Regions from separate parts of the Homo sapiens genome. Here region 2 is linked to region 1. A link is an interaction called in ENCODE POLR2A ChIA-PET data of the cell type or tissue named here. Cell type or tissue: PC-9. All regions are shown on one strand.

What was found. Peaks named below come from ENCODE experiments on the same cell type or tissue, not always from the same donor. Only the 100,000 strongest peaks of a DNase experiment are listed, where the experiment ranks them.
Region 2: POLR2A ChIA-PET joins it to region 1 with 14 read pairs; 1 of 35 experiments calls an interaction of 5 or more read pairs at or near these places.

The regions. Positions count from the first base shown.
Region 1 is chr5:133,455,576-133,459,575 of GRCh38, forward strand. All of the region lies in intron 3 of FSTL4 (follistatin like 4), which reads right to left. Among named protein-coding and RNA genes, the nearest start is that of MIR1289-2, 30 kb to the left of the region's middle. RefSeq lists an enhancer at 1,847-3,046. In PC-9, no CTCF peak of the experiment used is centred here; DNase peaks (open chromatin) are centred at 296, 1,506 and 2,526; H3K27ac peaks cover 3,861 bases.
Region 2 is chr5:133,832,557-133,836,556 of GRCh38, forward strand. It overlaps a transcript of FSTL4 not described here. Among named protein-coding and RNA genes, the nearest start is that of WSPAR, 79 kb to the right of the region's middle. In PC-9, no CTCF peak of the experiment used is centred here; no DNase peak of the experiment used is centred here; H3K27ac peaks cover 351 bases.

The DNA of each region.
Region 1 (4,000 bases):
TAGCCAGCTGAAGCTGACAAGAGAGGGTCTTTGAAAGAGGCCTGCAAAAGAGAAATGTCTAGATGGAGAGAAAAGAAGGAAAATCCCAAGGGAAGTTTTATGTCAGCTCAAGACCATATTCAAGGAGGCTTCAAGAGCAAAATGATACTTAAGGTCTTAGAAGAGAAGTGAATGGTCAAAAGGCAAAGGGTTGGTGACATGGAATTATGAACAAGACTCCTGGCCTGGTGCCCACACTCCACCACAGCCTGAGGACATGGACTTCTGCAAACCTGTGCTGGCCTCCTGCTCCCTTGCCAGGAAGGGAATGCCTCCAGCCTGGGCTAGCACCCAGAAGTTCATGTGCATGCTCCCTCTGAACCCACAGGGAGGCTCCTGGAGGTCTGACAGTCGCCGAATACTTCTAGGTTCCCAGCTCTCGTAGTGTCTTGTCATCAGCAAGTTCTACTTGCTACGTGTAAGGCAGGGGAGGGCGTTCTGGGGATAGTAAGTTAGCAATGCAGGTATTTCCTGTAAAGAGCCTCAGCCATGTGGATCAGTCTTTTGGGCATAATGTCCTGGTTATATTAGGACCCCAGGGACTCTTGGAGGAGCTCCTCAGGGTCCTTCTGTATCTCTGATTTCTGCAGCACATCATTCACTGACTCACACATGCACATACACACACCCTAGCCCAAACCTCCTGGTGGGTGGAGATGAAGCCCACTGGCTGTGAAGCTGGCCGTCCTGAGACAACAAGTGGGCCATGCTCGGACTGGACGCCAACTTAGGCCTTGTGATAGCTTTGGCTTCTACTTTTTGCTTTAGCTTTGATGTGCTCTGGGTTACACACTTGGCTAGTGAGCCCTGCTTTTGGGGGATGGTCACCCTCCCCTTTCTTCAGTGTAGCTTACGCATTAGTCCAGCTTAGGGAGGGGGAAAACCAGCTGATTCTCTGCCTGCTGCCTACACTGCCTTCAAGACCCAGACACAGGCTTTCCCTGCTGAGGCCAACAGCCCTTGGTGGTCACTGGCACTTTGGGTTAGGACCCAATAGTATGAAGCTTTCTTTCTTTCCTTTTTTTCTGAAGACTTGTCAATGGTCAAGGCACATCATACAAAGTTGTACTTAAAAAAACAAAACAAAACAAAACAAAACAAAACAAAAAACCCTGAAGCACAAGTAACACACCACATAAGCATGCAATTTTCTTCACTATGGTTTTGCCCCAGCATAGGAACGAGCCCCCAACTATCTGTGACATGAATGGTTCTGAGTTGAGAAGAGCTGGGAGCACACACAGCCTGGCTGCACCCAGAGGATGCCCCAGGAAACCTGTCTGCTTCCTACCTCTGGTCCATTTGTGCCCTGCTGACTTTTTGAATTTTTGCCCTTCAGATCTCTACACAGTACAGGAACTTGCTGAAAGACCTCATGAAATATGACTGGTGAGATTCCATTCCTCTGACCCTCAGCAAGGATGGAGCTAAATGCACTGGGTGGAATTTACAACCTATAATTTTCTGTAACATTTTTCCTGGAGTGGGGAGATAGAGAAAGAAAAAAAAAAAGAAGAAGAAAAAAAGAAAGCTAAGAGAAGGAAATATAATTTCAATTCATTCATGATTTATCTATTCCCTCCCTGTGGCTGCAGGGGAATTTTAACTCGGTTGCAAAATGGCCTGGTTGTGCAAGATGCCACATGCCATGGAACTGCAAACAGCATGCGCACGTTAACCTTTCCTTTGCTGGCTGCTTCCAGCCTTTCACCCTGCTGCTACCTGGCCTGACATTTTATAGATTTCAGCAACTGGGCAGGATATCACGGGCCTTCTGGAGCACACAGGTGGGTGGTACCTGGTATGCATAGACTCACCCCTTTCCCCGCACAAACAAAACTCTGTAGCCAATGTGAAACAGAATGTTTGAAATCTGTGTCCTTTCCACTTCTGCTGCTTTCTCCTTTATCCAATGCCTTTCCTTTGAAATGCTGTGAAGCCCTGAAGGGATGCGAGTGAGCTGTGAAGAGGAGCCTCTTAGAATTGTCAGTTTCATGTTAGCCAGCCAAGGCAGCGGGGCCAATCAAACGCTTCTCAGCTGCCTGTGTCATTTGCACTGATGGGCTCCACCTACAAAGGAGTCGTCAGCATCTCAAGTCTGCATTGCCCCACTTGGTGTAACAAAGCCCTTCCCCATACATTTCCCCATTCAATCTGCTTCTGCCATTTAATCAAGCATTCTTTAACTTCCAGAAGAAAAGGGAACACAGTGACCTTGGAAGGAGTGGATGAGGCCATTAATCAATGGTCTCTGCATGTAAATGAGGAGCAGCCAATTCCTACAGCTGAGCATCAGATTCCAATTAGTGCACAAGACCGAGTCCGGGAGGAAGGGGTTAATGTCAAATGTCACCAGGCAGAAGAAACACAGGAAAATTCATTCCCATAGCCTGGCCTCCGACAAGCATCTATCTATCTATACGTTCAGCTGAACTTTCCTTTCCCATTCTGCGCAGTGAACAGTCATTGTTTAAAAATGTCATGATAATAATCAGCTTTTGCGGCAAAGATATGAAAAATGTATTTTAAGATCAAAAGGATGATATTGTCTTCCAGCAGATTACACATTCCGCCCACAGAAAAGGCTAATCTGATGTCCTCAGAGAGGAAATAGGTAAACATTTTCAACATTATCACCATCTGTGTTTCATTTCTTTGGGCCTGCTCAAGAAAAAAGTTATTTATGTATTAATAAAAAAGAATGATTTTGTCCTTCAGAAAATGGTAATGGCAGCCTTGAAATATCTGCCTTGGGTTTTACAATCCCAGCTGTGTATGCCCAGGAAGAAACAGGGATGCCATCAGCTCACCTCCTTGGGTAGTGAGCCTCCTTCCTCCCCGTTCTCTGTCTTCATCCCAAATTGAAGTTAGGTCTGGCATTGGCCAAGGCAGCATCTCATCCCATGTATTTCATGAGGAGAGAATAGGCTTCCTTAATGGGAATGCCAGAGAGGTGCCCTGGGGTTGGAATCCCCGTCCTTCTGCATCTGGCAAGCCACATGTCCTCTCTGGGCCTGGGTCCCATCTGTGGACTGGGGATGGCCTGGCCTCATGGGAATGCCCCCAGATGATGGGCAACTGTTTTCCAGTTACCAGGGCCTCACAGACACAAGCACTGGCATCACTGTTGTCTGTGGGAGTATTATCACCAAACACAAGGTGGGAGAGGAGGAGGGAAGGATTGAGTGCTGTAAAACCTGCAACCTTTTAGATTGTTTCAAGCGTTGGCTTGGACAGCCTCCTGTGAAGGCCCCATCACATCCTCCAGGAGCTCTGGAGCAGCAGGGGGTAGGGTGCACACACACCTGTTGTAGACGGGGACGGAGGAGAGGCGCAGCGGACATTAGACACCCCAGCTCCCATGGCCTCTGAAAGTCAGGCTGGTGCTGATGGATGGCTCAGACCTCTGCCTTAGAGGTATGGTGTCACTGCCCCCACCTCCAACAGACCCCACCTGCCTCTGGAAGCAGGAGGGCATGTGTGGGGCTGAAGGCTCTCGGGAAGCTTTCAGCCAGCAGTCTTCCAGAAACTGCAGAGATTCCACTGTTTTTCCCCATTTCCTTGGGCCTGAGAGGCTGAAGCAAAGGGCACATATGTTTATTCTGAGGCTAAAAACAAAGAGCAAAGCAAACCCACCGACAGTCCCCGAGAGTGCTTTCCCTTTCCACCACCCTGGGGTCCGTGCAGGGCAGCCCTTCCTCCAAAGCAGTGGAGAGGGAAGCCCCCATCAGCCACCACCCATGAAGAGTCTGCATGTGGAATTAATAGCATACCAAGAGTCACTCAGTATTTAGGACAATTAAATATGACGAGGATTAGATTTTTTTAATTCCAGGTTAAAAAAAACCCACTTATTTAGAACTTCAAGTGTCAATATAAAATAATGTTTTTTTAAAAATTGTTTTGCTCTCAAAAATCTACCTTAGAGTTGAGTAAATTAAATATTCAATTAGCAGATATT
Region 2 (4,000 bases), 380 kb after region 1:
GATACTAGGTAGGAATTTACCTTCGCTCTGCCCATGGGCAAGTCCATATGGCCATTCACCAGATATTTCCAGCTTTCCTCCCTACATACATTTCTCCATCTCTTTTGCAGTTAGGCAAGACCATTAAACTTGTTTTGACCAACAAAATGTGAGTATGAGCATCACATATTAGTGCCTGGTAGGTGGTTTAAAACAAGAGGCAGATAACTTTTTTTATAAAAAGCCAGACATACATTAAGGCTTTGTGGTCATATGGCCACTGTCACCAACTATCCAACTCTGCCGTTGTGGCACCACCAAAGCAGCCATATATAATAGTATCAAATGGGTGTGGTGTATTCCCATAAAACTTTACTAATGGACACCAAAATTTGAATTTCATATGATTTTTGTGTCACAAAATCTTTTGTTTTTTTAACCATTTTTGAATGTTTAAAAAAAACCCTTATAGAATGCACAAAAAAATGTGAAAGGTCAGATTTGGTCTCGAGGCCATAATTGACCAACCCCTGCCATAAATAAAATCAGTGGATGATTTGCTATATCCCCTCTCCCTGCTGAGACAGCTCTGTCATCGGTCCAGGTCCATGAATGCCTATGAGGAGCAGAGCCCACAGTCAGTTCCCAGCAGACATGGAGAGTGAGCAAGAAAGAAACCTTGATTGTTGGAGTCACTGAGATTTGGGAGGTTGTTACTGCAGCAAACCTACCCTCTGAAATGGTCTCTGATGGGATTTTCTAAGATAACTAATGGACTAGACAAAATTGCAATATGAAGAGATTATTAAGAAATGATTTTTTTGAAACATACTTTATTTTTTGTAGTACCCATTGTTATTAAAATCATAAATTATGCATAAAGAATATTAATCTGTTCGTTAAAGCAGATCCTGAATATGCTGAAACTTGACAACATCTCCTACATCTATTTAGAATCACGGGGAAGTTTCAGAGTCATGACCTTTCTTTTCCTTCTCAAGGGTATTTACATTCATCCTGGGCTTTCTCCTCATCTGTCTCATCAGTGACACTGACCGTTTGGGAATCTCAGTCTCATACCCAACCTTTCCGTCTTTAACCCAAGAGATGAGTAGGATTCCAGACAGAATGAACCATTCCAGACATCACATTTTAATAATGAGACAGGAAGAGGCAGAAGCAGAAAGGTATGCCATGTGACTTCAAGTATGTCCCTTGTCCTTTCTGGGTCTTTTTTCCTCCTGTAAAACTAGGAGTTGGAAAAATAATATTTATAAGCTCTTTTAGTTTAGATATTCTAAGACTAGATATAATGTCCAACAATTTAAAACAAACCCTTTTGGATCTGACTACAGAAACAAACTAGAAAGAGCCTTTGGACCCACTCAATCTAGCTCTTTATCTAAGAGTCTTCTAAAGAAGTCAGACGTGTCCCTATTTTGATCCCACAGAATTAATCTAGAATGACCTGGAAACTGACCAAAGAAGAAACACAAATGAACAATGAACAATGAAAGTCTGAGAAATATTCAGTCATATTCAGTCTTGCTAGAGATTAGAGTAATACAGATTTAAAGATCAAGAACCATTTTCCATCTACTGGCTTTGCCAAGGTTCATAAGGAGGATCATATCCCATGTTGGTAAGAGGAGGGAGTCCAGAGACCCTGTGCTAATGGGGAAGTAAGCTGGCATGGTTTTTCTAGAGCAATATGTATTGAAAGCAATAAACATGGGCACCCCCTTTGACTAAGCAATAGCCCTACATCTACTGTTTTTTTCAAAAAAATGGATAAGCACAAGACAGGTAACACAACAAACAGATACAGCATCATTTCTAATGACAAAAAAAATTAGAAACAGTAAATGACTAAAGGTAAGGAATGATATAAATTAAAAATGGTACCTTGATAAAGTGAAATACCATCCTGCCATTAAAGATAATGCTGCCATACATTATATGAGCCTAATTTTGTGGGGGGTGGGGGGAGTAACAATTATAGACATACATAGAAAAAGGACTGGAAAAAGTATCAAGATGGAAACACCAAATATCAAAAATATCAAAATACCAAAAATGGAAGTAGTTATCTCTAGAGGTGTTAATTTTCTGAATTCTACTTTTCATTTTCCATATTGTTATAGAATCAGAAAAAATAAGCATTAAATGGAAGTAAAAACTAAAAAAATATAAATCTGTATATTTATTGATTTCAAAGGTGTTCTTGACACAATTGAAAAGTTATTTTTCTAAGTTAGCTATCAAATAACATGTATAGTTAGATCCTGTTTTGGAAAATGAGAAAAAGACTGAAAATATCTTTATGATATATATTATATATATTTTATGAAAAATGCATAAAAATTAAGTGATTTGTGGGGTAGGGTTATGAGTGAATTTTTTCCTTCTTGTCTTTTTTCTGATTATTCTACACTGAACATATATGTGTAAAAACAATAAAAAGGAAGCAAAACTCTTTAAAAATAAGTGAATTAAGAAAGATCCAGATGCTTCAGGCAAGTTTGCTCTCAATGCTAAATAAGTCACGTAGATCAGTACCCTCCTCCTACACACACACAAAGACAGCAACCTCCATGGTCTTCTATAACTTTCCCATGATTCTATATCATCACTGCATGGATGAACAGGCTGCCTTGAAGAGGCAGGCGGGAACATTGGGAGCCCAGCACACTTAAGACTAGGGACACACTTTTGATTCTTGCTACTGACTCTCAAGGGTCCCGATTCTGATAGTCTGTCTTTCCACTTTTGGGCATCTCACAGCCAATACCCATCAGCCCATGTGTGTTCTGTGTGTGAGCCTCAATTTGCTGACTGATATAAAATATTAGGCAGTAAGAAGAACATGGTTCTGGAAGAGCACCAAAATGGACGTTTGGCATTCTTTAAAGTTCTTACCTGTTCCTGAAATTTGTTCAGGTAGTTAGACACCCAGGAAGCAGGGCACTTACTATGTAACACTTGGATGTAGCAGTATACTTGATCTGTATCATATGAACCAGGAAGATCTCTCTTAGTGAGTAATCTCTACTTATATATACTACAGAAATCTCCATGAGCACATAAGACCACAGGTAAAGCAAGCTCTAAGAAAATGCCTGCCCTGCTATTATTTTCCAGTGATACTTGTTTTTATTTATTTTGTCATCTGCTAGTGCTAACTTCAAATAAAAGGTATCAGGACCCAGATATTTAAGAAAAAAATATATGGGAGAAAAAGTTGGGAAAACTCTATTAACTTGAAAAGAAAATTTCCTACCGTGATTATAAATAAGTCTATTTCTCCTTTTGAGTCTAACAATTTTTGCTTTCTATATTATGAAGCTATGTTATTAGGTGCCTATAAATTTGGATTTGTTATAGATTCCTAGTATGTTGACACTTTATCATCATGAAATGATTATTTTTATCTCTGGTAATGATTCTTGCCTCTATACATTGTGCCTCCGATTAATATTTGCATAGTAAATACACAGTAAAAGTTACTTTTTCTCCTTTTACTTTCAATCTTTTTGAATTATCACATATAAAAATATGTCTCTAAGAAACATAGTTGAGTTTTGTTTTTATCTAGTCTAACAATCTTCATCCTGTAATTAGTCTATTTACATTCAATGTAATTACTGATATATTTGAGTTTATAATCTTACTGTTTAATTTCCAGTTGTCCTGTCTGTTTTATGTTTCTTTTTCTTACCTCTTTTGGATCAAGTATTTTCACTATCTCATTTTTCTTCACTCTTAGCTAGTTAGTTATACATCGTTTTACAAATCTTATAGTGCATACCCTATATTGAGTGCATTCTTGACTTGTTAAAGCCTAAAGTAAATTAGTATTTTGTACTACTTCTTGGACAAATTTAAAATTTTAATTTCATTTGTCCCAAACCCACTGCCATTTGTACATTGTTGTGTATTTTAATTGTATATTTTTAACCCTAGAAGACATAGTCAGATTTTTACCCATACATATATGCACACATGTATGTGTGTGGATGTA